Regions from separate parts of the Homo sapiens genome. Here all the other regions are linked to region 1. A link is a loop called in an ENCODE intact Hi-C map of the cell type or tissue named here. Cell type or tissue: Calu3. All regions are shown on one strand.

Region 1 (4,000 bases):
CTATGGCAGTGATAATAACTGGTCATTTTATTTGTGGTAATCATTTGAAAAATGTATGGAATCAACTTTGGAATTTCTGTATCACTTTACAGGCTTTGCATGTTAAAAAGGAATGTAGAAATTGATGCAATATTGGCCAATATATGCAATTCTGATGGTAGAGATGATAAATAGTCTTCCCAGTTTTGTATTTCCACTTATATCCTCTAAAATTATCCCTAAAAAATAGCTATTCAGTCAGTACATCACAGTCTTTGTGCATCTAGAAGTGGACATACGACTAGTGGTTTCTTGTTTTTTTTTTTTAAACTAGTGAAATATGAGCCAAAGTGACGTGTGTCATTTCCAGGCCAAGGTTTTTAAAAAAGTTGGTGTTCATTCCCCATACTTTTCCTTCAACAGCTAGAATTATATTAGATGTGGTCTTAAACAGAAGAAGCCTCATACCTGAATCACCACATGAAAAGCAGTGATCTGTGCACATCGAGCAATGCTTTGAACTCTGACATTAGCCAGAAATACTTTTGTTTTATTTCAGGTATTAGAGACTATATGTTATAGTACCTAGTATTACCCAAACTAACAACTCTCTTGGTACATACTGTGACAATACATTAGGAAGAATTGAAAATAAGGTTTTTATTCTTATTCAAGCAAAGCGAGTCTCACATTGTGAATAAACATTTTTGATGCGAGGGAAGGATTTGAAAGGATATTCTAGTGTGAAACAGCACTTTCTTGAGCTAGTCAGAGAGGGAGAAACAATTGAATTTGAGTTTTTGAAATGGGTATTTGAACTCTTAATGAATTGATGTTTTTCCAAAAGTATGTTTTATCAAATATGATTGGAAAACAATGCATTATGTATCCAACCTCTAGAGTTACATGTGCATTATCACATTAAAGGTTTTTTTGTTTTGTTTTGTTTTGTTTTGTTTGAGACAGAGTCTCACTCTGTTGCCCAGACTGGAGTGCAGTGGTGTGATCTTGGCTCACTGTAACCTCCACCTCCCAGGTTCAAGCGATTCTCCTGCCTCAGCCTCCTGAGTAGCTGAGACTACAGGCATGTGCCACCACACCAGGCTAATTTTTTTACATTTTTAGTACAGACGTTGTTTTACCATATTGGCCAGGTTGGTCTTCCAACTCCTGACCTCATGAGCCATTGTGCCCAGCCCAGATTAAGGGTTTTAAAGACCTGAAAGCAAACTGGTATTTCTTAATCTCAGCTTTTCAAACTTGCCTTACAGGGCAACTCTTTTCCCCTTGTAATACCTGTTAATATCTCACTGGAATATGTTTGGAGAGAAACATTGGAAGTACTCGCTGTAACTTACTCTGAAGTGAAGTTTAGCTTCACATAAGATTACCATTCAAGCTGATTACCAAATGTTATTGCTTGGAGCTACTTTTACAACAGGGAATGGTGGGTAACATCTAGGTCACAGGTGTCAGAGTTCAAGCATTGAATCCTGATTCTATCTCTCACTGCTAGCTGTATGAATGGGGACAATTTCCTCTGGTCCTAAATTTCCTCACTGTAAAATGTGTTTGTTATGAAAATTAAATTAGTTGATACACATAAAGATCTTATGTGTAGAGCACATAGTAAGCGCTCAACAAATATAGATGGTATCTGCACCTCTCTTTAAAAAGTCTAAAGCTACAGAGGAGTGAAGAATCCCATATATTAAAAACAAACAAACAGAAATGAAAACAAAAACAAAACAATCATCAGCTCAGAGGGTAAATGATATACCAAAAATGGATACACCTTTTTTGCCAAATAAAAACAAGAGATACATTATTGAAGAAGCAAGATGAAAAGAGAAAACAAAGTAAACAAAATCCTAGTACCATTTGCATGCTTGTAACATTTTCCCAGTGTTAATCCATTTTTTTCTTCTGTTTACCACTTCTTTCTCTTAAAATTACTGAAAAAAAAGAGCCTCCAAAATCCTCAAGAATGGTTGATACTTTGGAGAATGGAATAGAAAGAAAGTAGGAAGGAAGGAAAAGCTGCGAAAATTCTTCTGTGTTTCTCAGAGGAATGAGGCACGTCAGAAATGGGAGGCGGCAGCCAGAGGGAGCCCGTAGCTTAATTAAGTCTCACAGGAGACACTGTGATTGCATCTTAAGTGAGGGGAAGAATGAATACAGAATGGTTCCAGGGCAGTTTGTATCAACAGGGGACCCCTCCCCTTGTTTCTTCTCTCTGCCTTCAAAAGTGTTTCTTAAATACCAATATGTTGTCTTCAGCTTTGTCTTTTTTATTTTTTTTAAGTTTCAGAAAATTAAGAAGATTAAAAAATGAAATTTGTGTATAAGGGAAGCTCACTTTGGAGACATGAGATCATTTATTCTGGAAAATCAGTGTCTGGGGGAAACAAAAGCAGCAACAATAGTCAGGCAGACATTTAAGTGAGGCTTTAATCTACAGGCTCAGCACAGATGAAGACTGTGTATGAAACAACAGATCAAAAGTAGCCAGTCCTAGGCAAGAGACTTCACACAGCATAAAGTGTGTAGAGAATTTGCGACCTTGGAATTAGGCATGTATTTACTTATCTCTTAATGCACTGCATGGAACTTTACAACGAGTGGGAAAGCATGTGTTACAGGCATTGATCAAATATCTATCAACATGTCTCAATTATTTATCCATCCTATTTGAGCCAAACTATTACACTCATGCCAGACAGGGATAGGAAAATGACTCTGTAGTAACTGCAGATAAACAGCGAGTGCGATGTTGTGCATTTTATTTTGTGAATGGTGACATGCCATGTTAATCAAAATAACCACATTTCACCTTTCAGCTTTCTTTAAATTGAAGCCCTTGAAGTCTTTTTGGATCTTTTCTTTTCTCCTGGAGAGCTAAAGCATAGCTCCCTACATTTTCTCAGGTGTGCCTATGGTTGTAATTATCACTGTATGCTGATGCCACTGATTTTCTTCTTAGCCCAGTTTTGTTCTCTAGCTCCTGCATAATTTATTCAGCCATATCTATTCAGGTAGGACCAAAATAGAGCTCATGATCTCCAACCCCAATGCATTTACTTTGCAAATCAATAAGTTAGAAATTACCTATGACACCTCTCTGTCCCTCATCATTTACACAAAATTCACCATTGATTCCTTCTACATGTCATTAAATAGTCATTTGAAATATTAATTTCATGATTATGTAGTATTTTATCTTTGTTCTCGAATGTATTTAACCATCTTCTCTTCCGGGTATTTAAGCTGATTCTAAGTTTTCATTATTATATGTAATATATAAAATAATAAACATTCACTAATGTATTAAATAATATAGTATATAATTGATTTTATTAATTACTAATTATTTCCCTATTGATAATTTCAAACCTCCTAGAAGCCATAAGTTACATTCATAAAATTGGTCTTTAACAGGAAAAAAATGATGATGCCAAATGTTTTGATTACTTTTGAAATTCAAATAGTTGCAAATGTACTCATTGTTTACACATTTGTAAATGTTTTCATGAAAAAGTCAAGAAAATTTAATGTGTAAGAGACCCTTAACCAATATTAACATTTTAGAACTACATACATCATTACAGATTGCCCCTAAGGATCACAGGTGTTTCTTTTGTTGACTATATTAAAGAAGACACTAGCTTTGTTAAAATATTTCTTTTATATTGGAAAGAATATTTGGAACATATGATATAAAAGTGGGTGAAATACTTACAATCATATATCTGGAAATAATTCTCTTTATAACAAGTATCTACCAAGTACTAACTATGATTAGGAACTGTGCTAAGTGCTTTGCATGAGTTGTCTCTCGATGATCTAATGCAACTGGTACCATTATCATCACATTGTAGAGAAGAAAAATAACCCTCATGGTAAATATTTGTCCAAGGCTATTAATGACAAAGAGAACATGCTTTTAATATCTGAGTATCCTGCTATCACTTAGTATTGAAAAATATTATTTAGAATACTAGATACAACTAAATTCACAATT
Region 2 (4,000 bases), 670 kb after region 1:
ACATATGAAAAATTATTATGAGAAACTGGTGCTGCAGAATGGGGGAAATGTTTCTCAATAAATAGTTTTGTGTCAACCATTTATTTCTATTTGGAAAATAAATGCAATAGGTTATCTTCCTTTTTTATTCATAAAAATTTAATCCAAAATTACTAAATACATAATTGTATTGATAAGTAAATATATAATTGAAAAAGTAAAAATACAATAAAAATGTAAAAGACAATATAGGATAACGCCATTATTCAAGATAGAAAAATATTATATGATATAAAAATATGATAATAAATATATTTGGCTACAGCTAAATAAATAACTCCTGCTTGTATGAGGATATAATAAAGAAAATTAAGTATGAAGTCATCAAAATTTGTGATAACAGTGTATAGATGATAGATAGATAGATGATAGATGATAGATAGGTAGATAGATAGATAGATAGATAGATAGAAAGATAATGACATAGATAGAGATATCCTGAACAAACAATATAAAGAACAACTCAGATTCTGGAAATAAGAAAGACTGAACATGCAAAACCCAAATGGGCAAATCCCTAGAACAGGCTCTTCAGAAATCATCAAGCAAACATGGATGATAATACTTGAGAAAATGAACAACTTCATCAATAATTAGGGAAATGCAAATAAAATCAAAATAGTATTAAGTGTCTGTAGGGTGTGGAAAAATAGAAACACAATAAGAACACATAGGCTTTTATTGAAATTTAACTGGCATAATGATTTCTGAAAATAATTTGAGATTATACCGAAATATTGAGTTACAGCTTTTTGAGAAATGCTGAAGAATCGACATTTTCTCATTCATCTCAATAAAATATTGTTTGACACTGTTGCCCATTCTAAATTAATCATTTCCTCTTGCTAATCTTAAATTAACCAACTAATATCTGCTAAAACCTTAACTCCAGTCTTGAAGGGTCTTCATCCTATCCGATGACAAACAGAACCTGAGTTGCATTTCTTCAACAACTTCGAAGAGTGTGCAAGTCATACAATAAAACTGACCTTCTTTTCTCTAACCTACAGATAATTTAAGATACTTGACACAACAGTATACTAAACTGTCAATAGCTGCAAATATTCTTAAGTGGTGACCAAACCACTTTTGCTTGAGTTTTCTCCATCAGAATGTAAGATCCAGAGGATCCTTTTTATGTACCCCCTAAAACTTGACAGTGTTAAAAGAAGTCATTGTAAAATAATATTTATTGTAATCTTGTTTCTTCTAGCCACAGTTGGGAAATATACAAGTGTTACTAAACAGTATAATGGATAAATAAATTGTGGTATGTTCATAAACAAAATACTACTGAGAAGCAAAAAAAAATAGTAAAACTGAGTAGTTCTACTTAGCTATGTTAAACTGGGAAAAACATTGAGTAAAAAATTACTCATAAAAAATGCCTATATTAGATATAGTTTAAAAATGCAAAGTAAACTGCATATTTATATAGGAACCAAGATACTTGGGAAAAATAAAGAAGAGCAATGCAATTGTGAAGGAATAAATCTGATTTTTTTTTTTTGTATTTTTTTTTTTGAGATGGAGTCTCCCTCTGTTGGCCAGGCTGGAGTGCAGTGATACAGTCTCGGCTCACTGCAATCTCCGCCTCCTGGGTTCAAGCTTGAATAGTGTTCTTTGTTGAGGCTGTGGAAGGGATTCGATTAGGGAGTGAGATGTAGGTAATATTTTAAAAAGAATGATTACACTGTTTCTTATAATGGCCGATAATGTGGTTTCAGTCTGTACCCACCCAAATCTCATCTTGAATCATAGTTTACCACAATCTCCATGTGTGGTGGGAAGGACCCACTGGGAGGTAATTAAATCATGGGGGCTGTTTTCCCCATGCTAGTCTCATGATGATGAGTAAGTTCTCATGAGAGCTGATGTTATAAGGGGCTTCCCCCATCACTGAGCTCTCATCTCCTTCCTGTCGCCATGTGAAGAAGGATGTGTTTTCTTCCTCTTCTGCCATGATTATAAATTTCCTGAGGCCTCCCCAGCCCTGTGGAACTGTGAGTCAATTAAATTTTTTCTTTTTGTAAATTACTCAGTCCTGGGCATTTCCTTAGAGGAGCATGAGAACAGACTAATACAGGTGTTTCTTTTCTTTTTTTTTTTTTTTTTTGCATTTTTGTTCGCTACATTCCATGAAGTTTAAAATATTGTTTAATCTAGCCAATAGTCAAGAAACACTCAAAATGAAAATATAAAATTAACAAAAAGATATGTAAAGAAAGTATAGAAGGAAAGAAGAAAAATGAGAAAAGGAGAAAGAATAGATTAACTCATATCCCTCTTATGTGGATTAAAAGTGATACAATTTGGGAAAACCCTTTAAAGCACAGTCATCAGTTTATGTCTTTTTCTAACTGCAGCATCTGCTTCCTAAGCTTCATTTTATTCTTCAAAGGGCAATTTATTGTCAATAACTGTTTCAACACTGTCTATAGGACATAATGTCTTAGGTCTGCTTTCTTGCAAATATAATAAAGCTACCTTGTGGTACCTTCTTAATGTTTTCTATTATTTGTTGACTTTCCTCGTGTTTAATTGGTTTCCACACTCAGGATTGTTTAAAGAGATTTTATTATTTGGAGAATACTATTTAGATGTAACGTGCTATTGTTAGAAATAAGTCAATTGATAGAGATTTATTTATGCTCATTTAAAATGACAAATAATTCTATTTTGAGACATTTACTGATCTTAAATTTAAATATGATATACAATAATCCCATTGGATAACTTTTCACTGAGATCAGAGTATGGTCTCTTGAGAAAAAGTATTACCCAAAGGTCATACCACTTCTATTAAATGCTGCATTTTTCCATTATCAAACTGTATTGGAAGAATGAAATCTCTATTTATTATAAGAAGTAAAAGCAATTTGCCTGAACTTATTACAATCTGTCTAATTTATTAACCATACCTTCAAGTACAATACACTTAATAATTTATACTTTTGAAATACTTCCATGTGTCTTTTATTTTTTAAAGAGAAACACAACTGCCAACCTATGGAAAAGTCATTATTCCAATTAGAAAAATACTGACGGCCTAGAGTTCATTCAACAAATCAATATTTAATTAGCAATGTGTCAAACTGCAGATACCAGTCACTATAATATATGTTACTAAAATTAGATGTTTATTGTTGATGTAGCTGTGAAGAGTAGGTCACAAAGACCTATATAAAAATGAAATTAAGTATCCACATGACACTCAAAGACAGCCAAAACACCTCTTTTAGTATGACCTTAATAAAGAAAACATGCCATCATGTTTCTAAACAAAGCATTGTGGCTTTTGTCATTTTTATAATTGGCTTATGTATATGATTAAAAGGACCTTAACAGTGGTGAAATCGCAGAGTTGATTTTCACTGACTTCTTTTAATTCATAATTTTTTTTAGTAAGAGAACACCTTAATAAAGAATTTTAGTTGGTGTATTATTTACGTGCTTTAATGCATGTATGTGGTTACTATAGATAATGAAAACTATTACTTCTCTTACCCTTGAAAAACTAATCAACATTAGTGTTAAGTAAATTTCCCAGCATGAATCAAGAGAGTTATGCAAAGCAAAAAGCAAAAAGGAAAAAAAAAGAAATGTTCACAATTTGTAACTAATAGAAGAAATAATTACCTAAATATATTTTAATATTTCATATTTTATATATTAAACACACCTTGTCAGAAATGTAGGATAACATGTGTATCTAAATGTATATATTTGTATTTTATTTAAATACATAAAATGAAAATCAACTAATATATTTATTGAACACCAGTAGTGATTTATATATGAGATACTGTATTTGCATATAAACTATACTATAACTTGTAGTATTTGCATAGCATAAAATATTATACAAATTTTTTTTAGAAAAAAATGAATGTAGCAAATAGAAATAAAATATTATGTCACTGACATACAGAAATTTGAATTTCAGGTAAATATTTTTATT
Region 3 (4,000 bases), 510 kb before region 1:
AACTGTACAGATTAAATGCTTACTGTATCCCAGTCATAAGGACAAAACGCAGAATAAGACAGACATTATCCTTGAGAACTCACTATTAGTAAAATGAATGACTGTGATTCAGAATGATAGGTGCAAGAACTCATTGTACCTGAGTTTCAGGTATATTGTAGAACAAAAAGGGAGCTTTCCATGAAGTATTTGTGTGGGCTTTCATAAGGATTCTGAAGGAACAGCATTTAATAAGGCAATTGAATAAACTAATTTAGTGGAAAGATGTTAAAATGGAAGAGGGAGGAAAACAAGTTTGAAGAATTATCATTGTGAACTGCTTTGAAACTGTTAAGCAACCAGCACTGCAGAAAAGAATTCAAGAATGATGATTACATGCACTTTTTTTGGTTTCCCTTTGACAATTTCTTGCTAGCAATGATGTCAAACAAAAATATAATTTCTATCTGGACTCATTGTTTTACATATGGCTGCTTGATACTGCCAAGCAGAGCTAATGACTGAATATCACTGAGAAAGCCACGCTGATTGTGAAAGCATTCATCCCGAAAGCTTTGCTCTTAAAGCACTGCACTTTCTGCAAACGTGCAGTTCCTTTGTGTCTCAAATACTTACTTCATCTTTTCTCTGTTTCTTCTTACATCTCTAACCCTATTTTTTTCTTCATTCTGTCTTTTTCTTTGCTACATTTATTACCTATTTACCACCTGCTTCTTGCCTCCATATTTGACATATTATCCTCTATGTGTCCTGCTCAGGAGAAGCCTAGTAAGATAATTACACAAGATGGGCAATGAACAGGAGGCCATATACTGTGTCCCTCTGCTATGTCCAACCACATCCCCCAACTATGCTGTCCTAGCTCTCTAGTGTCCCTTAACTTGGGCTAAGGACAAAAAGAGAACAATCAATACCACTCAAATTGTTGAAGGTGGGAAGAATACAGGTAGAACTTTGCCTACCACCTAGATAAATATACAATTACCCCAGTGTCTATCTCCTTTATTCAACTTTTCTCTCTCTTTGTACACTTTTATTTTCCTCCCTTTTAGAGTCATTGTAAAATCTGCCTTTAAAGAAAATCAAAAGTAAGATCATAGCCTTCTCACATATTGCTCCACTTTTGCAGGTCCCCTGACATTAAAGAAAGTGTCAGCACCAATCTTCTTTTCTGGAATCATTGATTTTTTAATCCCATATTCTTTCACCCACAGCTACTAATTGCAGCTGTCTGTCACTCTGGGTTGGACAGGGGAACAAAGGCTATCATTTCAGTGAGTGAATATGATGACATGCAAGGCTGCAAAGAGGCACCATGATTGAATTCTGCATTCAGCCAATTTTTCCAGTGATCACATTTTAGATTTACCTAACCAGCTACATGCCAACCAGTTTAGTTCAATGAAGACACACAAAGCATGCATAACCTTGTTGTAGGCCTCTTCCTTTTCCCCTGTTTGTTTTAATCTCTGGGAGTTCTCTGTGTATCACCTTTATTGTCAGCACTTTAACTCTCCTTTTCTTTCAGCTTATGTTTCGCACAGGAGATATGAAATAAAAATCAGAATTATTACATAAACAAAGCTTCACTGAAGTTCTGTTGTACATATTTTTCATTTACTGAAAGCAGGGGGTGCTATATGCAAAGAAATCAGCTAGAGTAAGCAGGTAGAATTTCTAAAGACAGGCACCTGAAGACATTTATAGTGTCCCATTATAGAAGTGCTTTAAAATGTATCATTTCTTCCAGGTTCTGCCAAATGTACAATGATGCATGTCCTTACTGAGATATACAGACAGCAAATGTCACACACATATTCTTCTCATCGAAGAAGCAATGTGTTGTAACTAATAATGATTTCTCCAAATCACAGATTAATTGGTGTGCAATTAATTTAGCATATCTCAAACACAGCGGAGTATCCTCCACCTGAATTCATCTACAGTAATAAAACATTTTGTAGAGAATATTATTGCTCGGATGTCCAGATATTACCTTTCTCAATAAAGACTCTAATCCTCCCTTAAATAGATAAATAAGAAGTTAGAGAAAATTGACCAGAAAAAAATTTTTAAAAACATATCTCTTTACTTTTCCTTCCAAATAACTGACATCTTTTGAATTTTTTTCTTCAAATGGTTACATTTTTTTAATATCTCACTATACAATTTGAAACAGATAAAAGGAAAAAAAGTGCAATAAACACATAATTTGCAAGCACAAAAGGTAAAATGTAGTACAGGGTATTACATAATTTCAAAAGCTTCCTAAAAGAGCATAACTACGAACTTTGAAAGGTCAATTGATATTGAAGTGTTTTGACATGCCATATGGATAAAAAGCCTCAAGGACAGACAATTTGACTTGTTCAAAAAAAGGTATTATTTCTTTAAAACATTCACTTTCAATACTTTCCCATATTACAGTTATCTGTACAAGATAGATATGTAAGACACTTTAAAAAGCTTCTTTGCAGCAAGCAAAGTCCAACATCCAAAATGAATTATCCAAGATGAAGCATTCATTTTTAAGTGCTATAGTCTTGCCAGACATTCTGAAGATGCCAAAGTAAATTTGGATGTTTGGAGGGAATAGAAGAAGAAAAGTCAGAGCAATGAGAATACATTTCCGGGTCTAGTTCATAGATTCTACAATCTAAATGCAATGCAATATTTTTTCCAAAGTTCAAAATGTCAATAAATTTGATAATTAAGGTCACCTATTAATAATGATCTAACCAATAATATTGAGTTCATGATAAATAGGAATATGTGCTTATTGGTGCACTTTGTATTTATTAAGTTTCTCTGTCTGGTGGACTACTTTAATACCTAGTGATAAATTCATTCAGTTGCTTACTTACCGAGGGACTGCACTACAGCATAGAGCCACCAGCCTACTGACTCAACACTCCTGGAAAGTTAAAGCAAAACAAAACAAAATACCAGAGTAATAAAACAAGAGCAAAGAAAAAAATGATGTTTATTTGTGGTGACTTTTGGCCAGCGTGCAAGAAAAAGATGCTGTGTTTGCTACTGATTTTAATTCCTGAAGTCTTAAGAACAATAATTCCCATCGAGACAAATCAAGAGGTATATAACATGTTATATCTTCAAAATATTTACCTATATGCCATAAAATACATTTATTCCTGGATAAATGATAACTGAATGTGTCTACTTTATGAAACATCATGCTCGCTCCTTTGAGTGTAGTAAAGAGAAATGGAGAGATAAAGAAGACGCATTTCATGTCCTCAAGGGTTGTTATAGTCTGACAGAAGAAACCAAATCATACAAATGTGCAACCAAATAATACAACTGCATGACAGAGGAAGAGAAAAGCCAATTGTTGAATGTGACCTGATTAGAACAATTGTGGCATAGTGGGGAAAACACACACACACACACACACACACACACACACACACACACACACACACTGAAATCATAATTCTCTGGGTTTGATACAGGAGGTAGAAATAAATTATTTAGGCAGAGAGTGAGGGCAACAGAGTTCTTGGCAGAATTTCCCTTCTAACAAAAAGCATCCCCCCAAATAATTTCTTTTCTAACAAAGAGCAGCCTGAAAATTGAGCTGCAAACATAGATAAGCAAGCTGGAAGCTTGTATAGGGGAATGTCGGCAGTTGTACCAATAGAAAAGGGCTACCTTGGGGCCAGGCATGTCCAACGTGGAGGCTCTATCGTCTCTTTTTTTGTTACCATGTATACAGTAATAAAGGAATGGGCAACATGGCCCAGCTCAAACAGAAAACCCACCTGCATAATAAAAGATTAGGTTGGGGGCTACCAGAGATTTGCACCCTATGCAAATGGCACAACTGGTCTAACCAGTCTTTTGTGTGCTATATAAATCAGACACTGCCTCCCCACCAGCTCATCTATAAAAGCCCCTGCATTTCATCACAGATCCAGCAACCTATTTTTCCAGGACCTCTCTCTGCAGCAGAGAGCTATTCTCTTTCTTTAGCTTATTA
Region 4 (4,000 bases), 310 kb after region 1:
TCTCTTCTTGGTATATACCCGAAGAAATTAAATGCAGAGTCTTGAAGAGATATTTGTACACCCATGTTCATGGCTAAATTATTCACAATAGCTAAAATGCTAAAACAATTCAAGTACTATGGTTTGGATATAGTTTGTTTTCTGTTGAAATTTGATCCGCAGTGTTGGAGACAGGGCCTCATGGGAGGAGTTTGAGTTGTGGGGCCGATCCCTTATTAATAGCTTAGAGCTGTTCTCCTAGTAATGAGTAAATTCTCACACTGTGAGCTCCCTAAAGAACTGCTTGTTAAAAAAAAAGCCCAGCACCCCAGCCCCTCTCTCTTCCTTCCTCTCTTGATATGTGATAATCACTCCTCTTCACCTTCTGCCATGAGTGGAAGCTTCCTGAGACCCTCACCAGAAGTAGATGCTGATACTATGTCTCTTGTGCAGCCTGCTGAACCATGAGCCAAATAAACTTCTTTTCTTTATAAATTACCCAACCTCAGGTATTTCTTAATAGCAACACAAATGAATGAAGACACCTAGTGTCCATTAATGGAAAAATGAATAAACAAAATGGATGTAGTATATATGTGGTACATACATACATACAATGGAATATCATTCAGCCTTCTTAAGGAAGAAAATTTTGACACATGCTACAGTAGGAATAAACTTCGTGGACATTATGCTAAGTGAAATTAACTAGTACCAAAAAATAATACTATAAACTAATTATTCTACAGCCATAAGTACTTAGAATAGTCACATTTATGGAGAAAGAAAGTAGAACTTTGACTGCCAGGGACTAGGAGAAGAGGAGAATGGGGAGTTATGTAACGTAATTCCACATTTCAGTTTTGTGAGAAGAAGAGGGTTCTTGAGATTGGTTGCACAACAACGTGAATATATTTACCCAATTGAACTGTACACTTTAAAATATTTGAGATGATATACTTCAGTTCTGTGCGACAATTAAAAATCCTAATTAAAAAAGTAAGAGCTGTGTGAGCCATTTTTTTCTACCTTCCCCTATTAGCTCCATACCTTTTTGTCAAATCCAAAGATAATTTTATATTAGATAAGTAGTTTCTCTCTGCTTGTACCTTGGTACCAATGACAGTCTTCTCATATTCTTGTTACCTCTTTCCAATTTATGCTTCGCATAGCATATGCTAGCTTAAGTTCAGGGAAATATTTTATGATCTGCTCCATCACTTTTTCTGTTCAAAGTGTGAGCTCATACACTGGGAAGAGATGCAAACACCTGGAGCGTATAATTGCTGGTTTCTCTTCTCTGAGCATGACCAAGACAAAGGCAGCTCTTTTATGAACACAAGATAGAGACTGGGGAATCAGGTTCTGTGTAGGTTCAGAGACCATTAAAGGTGATGCATTGTCCTGTCTTGAATTGACAGATGAAGAGCATGAATTAGATTCCCTGAAAAAGTTAGGGTTTCAGTCAAAGCTCTCCAAATGACATCATTGAGTAAAGAATTTAGAACCCTCTCAGGAATCCCATTTGGTTTATATTACTGATAACGTTAGTTCAGAATGAGCTTCTTTGGTAAAAACTGGGCAACGCTAGTCTCTTTCTGTTTATCTGTCCTTTTTCATTAGTATTGGTCTTAACAATAGCACCCTTGACATCTAGCTTGATTTTCTCTTCCTTAAGATGCAAGTTGCTCACCTACTCAGAGCTTCTTCCTGCTCTTTCCCTGCTGGTGCTCACAATTAGATGGTCTTGGCCCAAATTGTGGAGTTGCAAGTGACACCTTTCCCTGGGTGAATTTGCTAGCCGGTGCTGTGAGACAAACAGATTTTGGGGGTTAATGCCTAGCCCTAATGAAGGAAGTTTTAAAATTAGAATTCTAATAATGCTATTTTTCCACTTAAAGATAATAGACTACTTCTTGACTGACTGCAGAAATCTTTCTGAGGTTTTCAAAGGAAAGAACTGCTAACAAGTAAGTCTGGTAGAAGTTATGTTTTCTAGTTGGGGTCTCATATCTTTTCATAGACCTCCCAGGGCCACCTTAGCATCTCTAAATGAGTAATTAGCACTTTCCCTGCTGATTTAAAATAATGGAAACCCTAACTATACAAGGCCAAAATTTGGGAACAGTTCATATTAGATGCTAACCTTTTTTTTGAAAAGCTTCATTCTTTAATTTGCACTGGTCTATAAAGAAATTAATTGCTCTCATATCCAGAATGCACACATCAGTGGGAAAAAAACAAGACCAAAATAAAATTAAGTGCAAGTATTTTTCTTCAGATAGGTGGCATTTGTTGTAAAATTAAGTATACTCTTGAACATTTATGGTTATAACTTAATACTTTTGTAACTAATAAATAAAATATATGCCATACTTGATTCTCTTATTAAGCAAAATCTTTATCAGATTTCCATCTAAAATATTTTCTGTACAATTAGCAGACATTATATTTGTTTTATATATTGCATATAAATTCAGAAAAAAATGTATATTATGAAACCAAAGATGACACATGACTTTTAAAAACAACTTATTTACTTGAAAGTTATTAGTGTGTTACATACTCTGATTAACTAGGTAGGATTGTCCAGACAAACCCATTTACTCATTCATTTAAAAACAAAATTTGGGCGGGGTAATGTGGGTCATGCCTGTAATCCCAGCATTCTGGGAGACCGAGTTAAGTGGATCCCTTGAGCCCAGGAGTTTGCAACCCGCATGGGCAACATAGTAAGATTCCATCTCTACAAAAATATGTACTTTTAAACTTAGCTGAGCATGGTGGCATGTGTTTGTAGTCCCAGGTTCTGAGGGAGGATAAGGTGGGAGAATCACTTGAGCCTGGGAGGTTGAGGCTGAATGAACTGTGATTGTGCCACTGCATTCCAGCCTGGGTGACAGTGACACCATGTCTTAAAAAAATTAAAAATTAAAAATTGAAAAAAAAGAAAAATAGAAATAAAAACAAAATTTACCAAGCACAGATCAGGTACAGAAATTATGCTAGGAGAAAAGTAAAATTGTGTATTTGACTATCAGCCAGAATTCTGTCCATCATATTTCACTGAAATAGCATTGAATAAATTTATCTTCCAGTTCATTTTCTTAACATTAAATTCATCATTATGGATTATCAACATCTTATTGCAATGTAGTATACATTTAATGTCCTTATTAAATATTTACCAAAATATATGTTAGGATTTTAGATTGCAGAGACATGTAATGATTTAGTCTTTCTTATTTAGAATATATTCTTGAAACAATATAAATGCTAATTTTATTTCAGTAAAAGCCTTATAGCATTTAGTCCTCATTAAGAACCAGTGAGACACAGAATATTATCATCCTCATCTTACAGATGTGGAAACTACTGCAACACAGAGTGGTTGAATAACATTCCGAAGATTAGAAAATGGTAGAACCCTGTTATTTCAGTTGTAGAAGCTGTGCCCTTCTTCATTATGTTGTGCTCCCTGTACAAGCAGGAGCTAGAAAAGAAAGCATATAGGCAGCAGTTGTCTAGATAAAATAAGAAGAAAACTTGAAGTCCTGAAATGGGAAAAATCACTATTCTTTTTTTTTTTTTTTTTTTTTTTTTGGCGGGGGGACGGAGTCTCGCTCTCTTGCCCAGGCTGGAGTGCAGTGGCGCGATCTCAGCTCACTGCAAGCTCCGCCTCCTGGGTTCACACCATTCTCCTGCCTCAGCCTCCCTCACTACTCTTTAAATACAATTAATTAGTAATGTGAAAAAGGACCTTAGATATAAGCCAGCACAGCTATATAGAATCTTGTAAACTACATTAAGACGATCCAATTTTAGCTTCACAGTCATGGAGCTTACAGAGGAAACATTTTTCTGCACCCTGGGGGTAAAAAAGAAAATGTGACATAATTATACTTCATTAAAAAGCAATATTTCTCTGCTACTCTTTGAAAAGATTTAGGGGAAGGGTAAGAGTATGAGCACTGAGTATGTTTGGTAAAACAGATCTCAGTTAACCAGCTGTGAGAGTATG
Region 5 (4,000 bases), 1.2 Mb after region 1:
AAAGCTAGTGCTCTTGTCTGCACCATCGTCTTCTCCCCTTGAGGTTCAGTTCCCTCATTTGTAAACTGGGTATGATTGTAATACCTACCTCACAGGTTTATTGCAAGAGCTACAGAAATTATTGCACGGTAGAGTGCAATTGGATTTTATCATTCTATTCCTTTGCAAAATGTCATCAAACTAAAAAAAATCTATGGTATCTAGAATAATTTTCTTCACAGAATTGTTAATGAAGGAATATACATTGTTTAGGTTACATGTTGTTTGAAGTAATTTTATTTCAATACAAAGTATGAAAGAGTATATACCTCTGACTTTGTTTTTGTTTTGGTGGGTGTCAGGAACTCAGCTCAGCTGGAAAAGAGTTGAGCCACTGGAGAATTGGCTGCTGTCAGAGTAACCAATTAAAGCAACAAGCCTAAAAATAGAAGAGAATCAGAGAATCCTTTAATCCATATATATATGTATATATCTTGATATATACATATTAATACATCTTAATCCATATACATATACATCTATATATATATCCTTTAATCAATGGGATTTACTGCATTTATAAATGTACACAAAAACGTGTTTTAAAGTGGCAGTGAGTCCATCTTGTTGTGTCCATAGCCTATGTCCCAGTCACAATGCAGCTTTATTAATGAGACAATGGATCAAGCCCTGGGATAGATGGGGCAGGAAAATATTAACACTCATATTGTATATAATCCCATTCCCCTGTTTTTACAGATCCTTCTGAAGTGGGAAATTTAAGAAAAATGTTACAGGAAGAAAAATTTTCATATCTGGTGCCTAGTTATAAATAAGTTTTTCCAAAATCTTCTAACAAAAACTTTTTTGTTTCAATCCTGTAATTTGGTAATTTTAACTTCCTTAATAATACTATGATAGTAAATTAAACAAGCAAACAAACAAAAATATAGGTGTAAATTATTATTCATTTATTCCATGCAGGTAAAGGGTTTGTTTCTTCCCCTAGAATTTGAACACACTTGTGACTGCCTGGATTGATAAAAATATGGTTTTTCTGAATTTCAACAAACTGTGTTCTATACTCCACTTAAATATAAAACCTATGAGATAAGGGATATTTTCTGTCTTGCCTCACAGTTATGTATCTGGTAATCAGCCCAGCAATTGGCAAATTTTAGATACTGAATATAAATTTATTGAATAAATAAAAAAGCAAGTGGGTGAGGATCATAGATGTGGCTCTCAATAAGAAAGCATTTCCCTTTTAAAAAACTGGAACATATTTATATTTCCAATATAGGTGATTCTTGCAAAAACATTCAAATTAATATATTAACTTTAAGCCAGAATGGGTTAAAGAATTAATATATTAACTTTAAGCCAGAATGGGAAGGGAAGAGTGTGGTCCCTTTAAATGATATGGAAGCCGGAACGGAAGTGCAGAACAGGGGAGGTCTTGTTCCCCGGCTAGGGCTCCGCCTTCGGGGACCTAGGTGAGGACAGGCATTTCCTGCCCAAATGTTGCATTTCCCAAGACCACCCTGGCCCACCACGCCCCCATCCTGGGCCTATAAAAACCCAAGACCCTGGCGGGAAGACACAGAAGTGGTTGGGCGTCGTGAGGAACGCATCGGCGGCAGAACACTCAAGCGGCTGGTTGTTGAGAGCACGCCAGCTGAAGAGCACCCCTGCACACTGGCAGGCCATCCACAGGTGGGACGAGGCAGAATTTACTGGGGCTATTGGAGGAGAGCTGGGGCCATCTAGCGGCCCAGCTTCTGGGGACAACCATCTCCCTTCTGGCTCCCCCATTAGCGGAGAGCCTTGCACTCATTCTCCAAGCCCACATGTGACCTGATTCTTCAGGTACACTAAGGCAAGAAACCCCAGGATACAGAAATCCGTCTGTCCTTGTAATAAGGAAGGGGGTTTAATTGAGCTGGTTAATACAGGCCGCCTATAGATGGCAAACTAAGAGAGCACCCTGTAACATACACCCACTGGGGCTTCAGGAGCTGTAAACATTCACCCCTAGACACTGCCGTGGGGTTGGAGCCCCACAGCCTGCCTGCCTGTATGCTCCCCTAGAGGTTTGAGGAGCAGGGCACTGAAGGAGTGAGTCACACCTCCATTGGACGTCCTGCTAGGGGGACAAGGAAACCTTTCTCATTTCAGTATGTTGTTTTAACATCCCATTTGTTTCAAAAATGTCATTGAATTTTACAAAGTCTATTGTATCTACAATGAAGATTTTCCTATACATATTAATGAAGTAATATACATTATTTACTTTACATATTGTTATTAATAGAAGCAATAGTATTTCAATACAAACTATGAAAAGGTGTATACCTCTGAATTTATTTTTGTTTTGGTAGGTGTCAGAAACTCAGCTCAGCTGGAAGAAACTTGATGTACCAGGTATCAGAGTAGCAAGTAAAGCCACAAGCCAAAAATGAAAGAGAATCTTTTAAGTGCTTATCGTGATGGTGTAAGTAATTGTCCAAAAGAAACGCCGATTCCTTCTGTTCCATTTTTACCTGTGGATTGTGGATTGAAATAACCATTGGACCATGAGGAGAGACTCTGAAGAGAGGTATGTGACAGAGTGGGGCCTAGGGGTGGAAACTGCTGGGTGCTGAATCAGAGCGGGGAAAATCGTCTTTGTTTTCTCCCTCCTTCACCCATATGGAGGCCTCAGCAGAGACATCTGAAGAGACTCTTGCCAGGCCTCGAAGAGACTCTAGAAATGAAGGTGCTGGGATATTTCATAGGCTAAGATTCACTTGATAGAAAAAACAGGGGATAAAGGAAAATTTAAATGACACCATGAAAAAATCATTAGACAAACTCAGAAAGTCGAATATTCTACAGGACAAGTCTTTTCAACAAGATAATGTCTGGGGGGAAAAAAGACACTGTGTGTTCTTTCTATTTTGAGAGACATAACAGCCAATGCAGTGAGTGATTCTTTAGTGGATCCCATTTTGAATAGCTGTAGAAAACATTTCTGGTACTGAGTATCAGATAATATCAGCAAGTTATGTCAATTTTGTTAGATGTGATACTAATAGTGCAGTTATTTGAGAAAATGTCCTTATTTCCAACATATGAAATGTTTAGAGATAAAGTATTATTAAGTAATTTACTTTAAAATACTTCAGAAAAAAATATAAACTGTGGCAAAAATATTAACAATGGCTAAATCTGGGTTATGGCTACATGATTCTTTTTATATTTTGTTTAATTGAAAATATAAAAACCGAGTGGTGGTTTAAAAAAAAAAAGAGAAAGAGAAATGGAGGTGCTGGAGATAGAAGTTTAAATATGGAAAGGGTGTGATCTGCCAGTTTGCCTGAGTCCTTGACTGCAACTCTCTAATTTAGAGACTGCAATGTGCTGACTGTGCACCAAGTCTGTTCCAGAGAGGGTGACTACCTTCCTTGAGGACTGTCAGGTAAAGCCTCTGCAATTGCCTGTGGCTGGGACTGAAAAATTATGCAGGTTTTTCACCAAGAGCCAGACTCCTCAGTAGTGAGCCAGGCCTGTTAGATTTCGATATATTTTTCTACTTAGGCAAGAATATCAAATTGCTTTTTAGTATAGTACTAACAATGAATAAATCTTTATTTACATGTCAAATACAATACCATTTTTGAATGTTTAGTGGCCTACCTGTTACTTTTAAAATAACTGAGAGAACATCAGGAATTCAATTTTATGGCTGATGCACTTGAACAAAAATAAGTTTGGGACAAGATGTTATATTTCTTAGCATTTTGCTTTACAGTGTATCACAATTTACAAAATTATCAAATTGTAGCACTTTTTAGTCTTTTAACTTTAGAAAGGTGAGATGTGTCAATTAAAAAAAGAGGAATATCTAAACGTTGTCCAAAAGAAACTGATTGAAAATCCATTTTGATTTGGTCTTAAATTTTAAAACCATAACCCTCTCTATACAATGTTAAGTATTTCTGCCATTAGTTTTATTTATTTATTTTGTTAATATTATTTT
Region 6 (4,000 bases), 880 kb before region 1:
ATAACAGATGCTTCATGATTCCACTTCTATGAGATATCTAAAAAAGTCAAAATCATGGCATCAAAAAGTGGATTAGTGGTTGCCAGAGGCTGGGGAGATAAATCAAGTGCTAATTAATGAGCATAAAGTTTCAGTTAAATAAGATAGGTAAGTTGTAGAGATCTGCTGTTCAGCACTGTGCCTATGGTCAGCAATACTTCAGATTTCCTATTAAGTGTTCTTAGCACAATAAAATTTTTAAAAATTAAAAAAATATATATTGTAGTCACTCTGACATGCATTTAAGGGTACAGTTTTTGGTTCAGGTATTAGAAATTTATATATCGGTTTTGCATTGTATATTTTCTTTAATGATAAATGACAAAGACAGTTTCTGAAAACAATGCTGCTGATGAATTTGACAAGCCATGGCTATAAAGAGCAAAATTAGCATGGATTTGCCTGTTCAGCGCTGGATTCACTCATCTCAACATAAAAACACATTTACCCTGTTATTCTCCTTCCTCACCAGTGTAGCAGGTATGAACCTAATCATACAAACTGAAAGGTACAAAAAAGTAATTTTTGCATAAGTCTTTCTACTCAGTGCTTCCATTCCACCAGGAGTAACTGAATTTTATTATCAGTTAATCTCCTTCCCCTAACATATATATGTACTTTAATATACTTTATCTTGAGTTGTTTCTAATCTTTTGGAATTTATGCATTAGCAGTCTCCAGAGAAGCAGAACCATAGGATGTTTTAAAATATTATATGTTATATATAATATATACATATTTATATATGTGTTATATATGTTTACATATTATGTATTGGTTCCAAGGCCTCCTGGGAATATCAAAATCTATGGATGCTCATGTCCCTGATACAAAATGCCAGAGTAACTGCGTGTAACCTATGCACACCCTCTGGTGTACTTTAAATCATCTCTAGTTTGCTTATAATACCTAATACAGTGTACATACTATGTAAATAATAGTTACACTGTACCGTTTAGGGAATAATGACAAGAAAAAGTGCATATGTGTTAAGTAGAGAAGCAATACTCTTTTTGAATATTTTCAATTCAAGTTTGGTTGATTCCACAGATGTGGAACCTACCAATGTGAAGTGCTGGCTGTATGTGTTTATGTGTTTTTGAGTGTGTGTGTGTGTGTGTGTGTGTGTCTTGTCCCTTCTCTGCGTGTATGTCTCAATTGTAGTAAAAGTAAAGGAAAAGTAGAATATATAATTTTCATTTATTCTGTAAAGTAAACATACCATCTTTGAAAATAGTGAGCTAAGAGGGAAATAGCTTCAAATCTATAACAAAATTACTTAGGAGGCTTCTAGCCATTTCGAAGCTCTCTTGATCATTACTGAAGCTTATTTGGTGGCTTCTTTCTGTTATCCTGATTCCCCATACCATGGTAGGAATCAAGTCTCTCTAAAGTTTAACCTGTGCTCCCTGAGGGATGCTTCTTGAAGGCTCATGTGCTCCTGGAACTTTTGATGACTGTATAAGCAAAGGCAGGGTTTTTTTTTTTTAGGTGTCCACCAGATGTCACTGTTCACCAGAAAAACGTGACTAACGCTGCAGCATTGAAACAAACAGGTGTTAATAATGATTTGATTCTTAAAATAGAAAAGGAAAAAAATAAAAAAAAAAAACAAGTAGATCTACATTACAACCCGATCTTAGGCAGGAAGTAAAAACTTTCTTTACTTTAGGCTAGAAAATGATCATCCTTTAGGAGCTTTTAATTTCACTAACATTTTACCCCTATTAGGAGACAGGGCAGGTGCTTCTAGTCACAACTATTTAGTGATAGACCACTGAAAGCTAGAACCTGGGTTCTACCCTAGGCCTTGTAATCAGAACATCAATGTTACTGGTCAAGTTCCTTAAACAATTCGTCTTCATTTCTTTTCCTATAAAACAAGAAGTCAGATATTCCCACCAGTCAAAAAATATTATAATCTTGCTTCAAAAACTTTAGATAAATACCTTCTCAAGGTTACCATTTCTTGAGTCTGCACTATAACCCAAGTCCTTTTTTACTCCTTAACACAAGCCAGAGTGCACTAGCACATGAAGCATTCCCTGGGCTGCTTCATTCAACATGAAAAAATAAGAGTCCCACTGACCATATTACCTTCTGCAGCCATTTTTCTTTCTATTGTCCAACAATATGTTTTCAGTTTAAATGTTTACAGTTTAAAAATAGAACTATGTAGGATTTATTAAAATATTTTTTGCTCTGATATTTATTTATGTTTGGGAAAACTGACTTGGCTTACTTTTAAATAAATTTCTTAATAAAACAAAATATAATAGATATATGCATATACATATATGAATAAGAAAATGAATACATATACCTACCATTCGGCTTTACAAAGTAGAACACCTTTTGTACCTCTTTACCCAAATAAATTTAGTCATTTATTTCACCAAGATCATTTAAGAACTAAATTTGCTGCACCAAAGTAAAGACTTTTCTCCTAACGAAAGGTTATTTCTTTCTGGATTTTAGCTTTTAGTAGCTTCATACTCTTAGTTCACCCACAAGCCTCAGAAGACAAGCAGAGGCAATAATGTGTCCCTATAGGCTCCCATCCCATTCTTTTTCTCCTCTTTGAGAGAAAAATTAAGTTCATACTGAAACTGCATTTTTTCTACTGCCTGTAATCTTTTATTTATTCAAAATTATAATAGATTGTAATTCTCATCTATGTTAAAATACAAATTAGTTCATTTTTCGGGGAACCTTGAGGCAGAGAGTAGAGCAATAAGAAAAGAGGAAGGTTTCATGGCTCACATCTGTAATCCCAGCACTTTGGGAGGCCGAGGTGGGCGGATCACGAAGTCAGGAGATCAAGACCATCCTGGCTAACACGGCGAAACCCTGTCTCTGCCAAAAATACAAAAAATTAGCTGGGCATGGTGGCACGCACCTGTAGTCCCAGCTACTCAGGAGGCTGAGGCAAGAGAATCACTTGAACCCGGGAGGTATAGGTTGCCGTGAGCCAAGATCGCGCCATTGCACTCCAGCCTGGGCGACAGAGCGAGACTCTGTCTCAAAAAAAAAAAAAAAAAAAAAAGAAAGAAAGAAAAAGAAAAAAGGAAAGAGGAAGCTCTCATAGTGACCCAGAGAGGAGAAAGCGCTAATGGGAATTTTCTAAGCAGGAAAATTTCTGAACCTAGAATGTGTAAATGTAACATTTGAATTTATCATCATGAGCTTTCAATTGGGGCTTATACTGTGTGAAGGTGGCATTCTGGGGTGAGAAGAGCCTAGGGCAGCAATAGAGCCAGACAAAAAACAGAGAGATAATTCAGATGAAGAAGGGATCTGAGTAAGAAATGATGGGGAACAATGTAAGCTCCCTGTTTCTCAGTCTATTTAAGGTAGTTTTATGAGTCATTTAAATTTAAACATTATTAAAAAGGTTTTCCTCAGTGTAAGAGTTGAAGAAAGAAGACTGAAACATGAAAAGTGGCTCAACAGTCAAAGACAGGTTTCTTTTGGAGAATAAACATGAGAGGGGCTTCTGGCCAAGTTAGGTCAGGAGCCTTCTCTCTTACAGACTAAGGGTATTTAAGGGTTCAGGGGCTCATGAGGAGGGGATGCCTTATCCTCCTAGGGTCCCACGGTTCAGTTAGGACCAGGTGTGCTGTCTGTATATAGCAGAGTTTTCATCAGCTCTCACCCCATTCCCAGACCACATCAGCCAACTTTTAGTCTGTGTCTCTTTGTCTTGCTTATCTGGGAGGGAGAGGTTTTGTGTCTGCTCCCATACATTTTCCTGTAGCTTCAGGCATCCCCGCAGTCCCCTCCCCACCTGCTCACCTGCCGTAGTCTGCTTTTAGCTTACCTATCTTAGTGCACCTAAAGGGAAAGGAATGTGCTTATTAGGGCCCACTGTTTTACTGGGGCCCACTGTATAAGTGTGAAGTTTGGTGATTACTCAAGAGACTTTCCCCCCTCCTTCTGTGCCCAAGCTGTCGTATCTGTG
Region 7 (4,000 bases), 1.0 Mb after region 1:
TAGTATAAAATATGTTTACCTACTAATGGATGATCACTTCTATTTTTCTTCCTAACATTATCTTAGCCAGTGTTCACCTACTGAAAAATTATCTACTGTCCTTTATGTGTATTAAAAATCCATATGTGTACAATTGTCATACAATTGCTATGGTAGAAGTAGCAATGTTATTTAGTATACAAATAAAATGATTTTAAAAAGCACAAAATCGCCACAAAAACGTACGTCTTTATATAAATTCCAGAATGTCAGTTATCAATTTATTCCTTTATCATGATTTATACATAATTTTGGTCGTTACACTGCAGTGATTAAGCATAGAAACTTTGACTTCAGGATTTCCACAGTGGAATGTTGGCTTTCCTACTTACTGGGTTTGTTTTTCTATTACTGCTGTCACAAATTACAGCAAACTTAGTGGTTTGCAGGAATACAAATTTAATACCTTACAGTTCTGTAGCCTGACATGTGCCTCACTAGGCTAAAAAGGTGTTTACAGATCTCTGCTCTTTATAGGGGGTTGTAGGGAAGAATCTATTTTGTTGCGTTTGCTAGTTTCACATTTCTTGTTTGGTGTCTTTCTTTCTCCCTCTTCAAAGCCAGCAATGGCTGGTCCAGAGTTTCTCACACCGAATCACTCTGGCTCTCAATCTCTTACCTTTCTCTTCCACTTTTAAGGACCCTTGTAATTATATTGGGGCCAGGTAGATTATCCAAGATAATCTATATATTTTAATGCCAACTGATTAGCATGTTTATTTCCATCTGCATGCAGCCTTAATTTCCCTTTGCAATGTAAGGTGACATATTCTAACATGGACATTTTTTGAGTGTGTGTGTGTGGGGGGGAGGATTATTCTTTCTATAACAAAAAGTGACTTTTAAAGTTATTTACATCAGAGTTTAACTTGAAGATTTGACATGATATGTGGTACTTATAAATATCTCTGTAAATATTATTAGTCATAATCATTTTAAGTTTGATGTAGGAATACTTTTTGTAGAATTTTTTTATTATCATACTTTAAGTTCTGGGGTACATGTGCAGAACGTAAAGTTTTTTTGCATAGATATACACATGCAATGCTTAAATTGTAAAATTCCCTTTGCCATTACATGAAGTTTTCTGCTCAGTCTTAAGAAGTAGAACTATGCAAAATTTCATGATATGTGCATAAATACTCTTAATTTTATAAAAGTTATGTTTTCAGGTTTGTAAAATAATCATGGAACAAAACTGAATATTACAAATATAGTATTATATATACCATAAAGTCCCAATAAAATAGCTTTTCTTTACTTGATCAATTTTCTTTCGCCAACTTTTCCAAAAAATACCCCTAGGACCAAGTTCTAGGGTGACTATAGGTCTTCTTTACATCCTATACACATCGAAATACACACTTATGTATCTTAAATAATACTTATTTACCTAATTTAACATTAACATTATGAATTTGGGTGACAGCATATACATACAATTTTATATTTGTTTTTAGAAAGACAAATTATATAACATTTTATTTAACTTTTACAAATGGAGACTTTGTAATGTGTCTTACAGATGTTTATTTTTAAATACAAGTGGGATGTGATTAAACATTTTGGGAAAGTATTATCAGAATACATTTGGACAGTGTTCCATTCCCATTTCATAATTAGTAATGAAACAGTTATAAAAGCTGCTCCCCTCACCACTATGTCCCCACCTTAGTGAGAGATCTGTGACAATTTCATAACTTCCATTCTTACTAAGCTATTGTGGCACAAAGAACAACTTGTAACATTTCTTTCAGGAGAAAGGAATGCTTATCACAAAGTAAAGCACCTCCTGAGTCAGCCTATTCAGGCAGATTTGCTGCCACGTTTATTAAATTCCTGAGGGTTTTATTCCTCAAGTTATTACTCTCAAGTGTATGAGCAAGAAAAGGCCAGAACCTATAGGACCTTAATGTGTCTGTTCGTGTAAATGTTTACTAAAATTAAGAACAATACAGTAAGTCAAAGCAGGGTGTCTGGTGGCTTTCCATTTTTTTCTGTCTCCTCGGTGTCCCCTGGTGGCTAAGCAAGATTGGAGTTCAGATCCCGTTTTTGACACCAGTTTTTGACTTTGTGTCAATAACTTAATATTTCTGGAGATTTTTTACAGTGAAGGGGCTATAATAACACTGAAATGATAATCTTGTTGTGGGTTTAAATGAAATTATCTATCACATATTATTTTAGAGGGCCTGACCCAATGCAGGCTTTCAATGCATTGTAAGTTTATTAGCACTTTTTCCAATGGTTATTTTTCTGTTCTACTATTTTCCATTTAATCTTTCTATTTTGACACAGGATTTATCTAAATTTTATCAACCTCACTCAAAAACAGGACTCCCTATGTGATATTTATCACTGGTTGCAAGCTCAATTTTAAAAGTTAAAAAAAAAAAAAGATATTGTGGAAAAATGTAAGACAAATAAATGAAACAAATTTCCACATTTTTTCCTGTTTTCTTATGGTCTGTTAGACATAAGCCCTGTCTTAGTCACATTGAAAATTTGCTTCATCAAAGTATTACTTATAATTAAATAACTTCAATCTATCAACATAAATGAACCCAATATCAACTTAACTTGACTTAATTTTATATTATCACTGGAAGATCAAAGAATTTTGTACAAATCAGCAAATAGGAAGACCAAGTCAAATTTAGCTTATTTCCACACTAACACAAAACCTTTCCTGCAAAACTTTCTGTTGCTTAAAAAGGCCAGAGCTTTTTAAATGAACATGTGCATCCTAAACCATCCATTCCAGTGAGGAGGAGGAGGGCATAGTTCAGGGAGTAGGTTTTCAATTAACAAATTGATGCCAGATCTGGACCAAGAGAACAACACTTTTATATTAACATATTATGACATGAGACCTTCAATAATGAGTTGGCCAGGACCTCATTTTTATATCTCAATGAAATAGCTCACAGAATAGCGTGCTACTTCCATGATTATGATAAGCAATAATTATAGGATTGGGTTTTTAAAGTTTGTATGGTAAGAGCAATACATATACTGGGCTAGAGAGGAATAAGTGAAAAGGTCTCTTGAGAAAAGCTTCACTTTATTTTGAACTTCATTATGCACTTGCCACTGATGGGAAGTTAAAAAGATTTTTTTAGCTTGCAGTGCACCACAGGTTAACAGACGATGTGATATTGGCTCAATTATATATTTCATCATCAATCCTAATATTATGACACAGAAACAGGTGGGCGAGAATGTGGCAGCATTCATTTTTATTATACAATTTCTATGTTATTTATTGTAATATAGTGATTATTGCAAATGCCATTTCATATAGTTTAGCATTATCACTAAATATGTGACATTTTCTCAAAAACAGAGTAAGGGCACAGCTAGAATTTATTAATAGCATACTAAAATATTCATTTCTTCCTTTTTATTAAAGTATTTTTTGTCACTCACAATGATTTAATAAAATGAAAAAACTTTTCTTGAGTCATGGAAAAAGAGCAATAATTTTAGTTTTAATTCCACAACGAGCTATTGAGCAACCATTTGGTTCCAGTTGTATACAGGGAACTAAATTGGCAAAATAAACAGACAATATAGTCTCCAACTCACTGTACCATCAAATCAAATATTAGCTTTGTGACACAAGCCAAATTATTTAACAAATCTAAGCTTTAATTTTCCCACATGCTAAGTATTCAATTAAAATGTATGTTCAATAAGGTTTACTAATATGATAAAAGATAATGCTATATTATAAAACACTGTTTTTTTTATTCTATTCTCCCTCTGTTTTCTCATTCTATTATTTTGTGCAGTAATATTGATTTGGCACATGAAATGCCCAAAATGGCTATTAAGCTGTCTTCACTTCTGATTCACTGGGTCCATGGTTGAAGCATTTCACCCTTGGATCCCAGATATTTTAAATCCATTGTGCCCCAAAGCATGAGGACAAAAATTAACATTTTTGAAGTAGATAATG

The links. Hi-C counts contacts between places; a loop is a spot of excess contacts. Peaks named below come from ENCODE experiments on the same cell type or tissue, not always from the same donor. Only the 100,000 strongest peaks of a DNase experiment are listed, where the experiment ranks them.
Region 2: a loop joins it to region 1, with 2.7 times the contacts of the local background. A loop is called at or near these places in 6 of 110 quality-filtered maps.
Region 3: a loop joins it to region 1, with 4 times the contacts of the local background. A loop is called at or near these places in 3 of 110 quality-filtered maps.
Region 4: it touches region 1 in a loop (2.9-fold over the local background); 3 of 110 quality-filtered maps call a loop at or near these places.
Region 5: it touches region 1 in a loop (12-fold over the local background); 2 of 110 quality-filtered maps call a loop at or near these places.
Region 6: a loop joins it to region 1, with 3.0 times the contacts of the local background. A loop is called at or near these places in 6 of 110 quality-filtered maps.
Region 7: a loop joins it to region 1, with 6 times the contacts of the local background. A loop is called at or near these places in 3 of 110 quality-filtered maps.

Annotation. Positions count from the first base shown.
Region 1 is chr1:187,926,406-187,930,405 of GRCh38, forward strand. No RefSeq gene overlaps it. Among named protein-coding and RNA genes, the nearest start is that of LINC03121, 290 kb to the right of the region's middle. RefSeq lists an enhancer at 1,841-2,342. In Calu3, no CTCF peak of the experiment used is centred here; a DNase peak (open chromatin) is centred at 2,076.
Region 2 is chr1:188,593,144-188,597,143 of GRCh38, forward strand. No RefSeq gene overlaps it. Among named protein-coding and RNA genes, the nearest start is that of LINC01035, 310 kb to the right of the region's middle. In Calu3, no CTCF peak of the experiment used is centred here; no DNase peak of the experiment used is centred here.
Region 3 is chr1:187,412,338-187,416,337 of GRCh38, forward strand. No RefSeq gene overlaps it. Among named protein-coding and RNA genes, the nearest start is that of LINC01037, 29 kb to the right of the region's middle. In Calu3, a CTCF peak has its summit at 1,622; no DNase peak of the experiment used is centred here.
Region 4 is chr1:188,240,996-188,244,995 of GRCh38, forward strand. It overlaps the pseudogene LOC100421343. Among named protein-coding and RNA genes, the nearest start is that of LINC03121, 25 kb to the left of the region's middle. In Calu3, no CTCF peak of the experiment used is centred here; no DNase peak of the experiment used is centred here.
Region 5 is chr1:189,148,182-189,152,181 of GRCh38, forward strand. LOC105371657 (a long non-coding RNA gene) reads left to right here and starts at 1,582. Exons shown (of 5, transcript XR_002958413.2): 1 at 1,582-1,695; 2 at 2,361-2,578. In Calu3, a CTCF peak has its summit at 1,741 (motif pointing left); DNase peaks (open chromatin) are centred at 1,590 and 2,060.
Region 6 is chr1:187,050,262-187,054,261 of GRCh38, forward strand. No RefSeq gene overlaps it. Among named protein-coding and RNA genes, the nearest start is that of LINC01036, 41 kb to the right of the region's middle. In Calu3, a CTCF peak has its summit at 1,558 (motif pointing right); a DNase peak (open chromatin) is centred at 1,530.
Region 7 is chr1:188,936,298-188,940,297 of GRCh38, forward strand. All of the region lies in intron 1 of LINC01035 (long intergenic non-protein coding RNA 1035), which reads left to right. Among named protein-coding and RNA genes, the nearest start is that of LINC01035, 33 kb to the left of the region's middle. In Calu3, CTCF peaks have their summits at 2,060 (motif pointing left) and 2,259; a DNase peak (open chromatin) is centred at 2,044.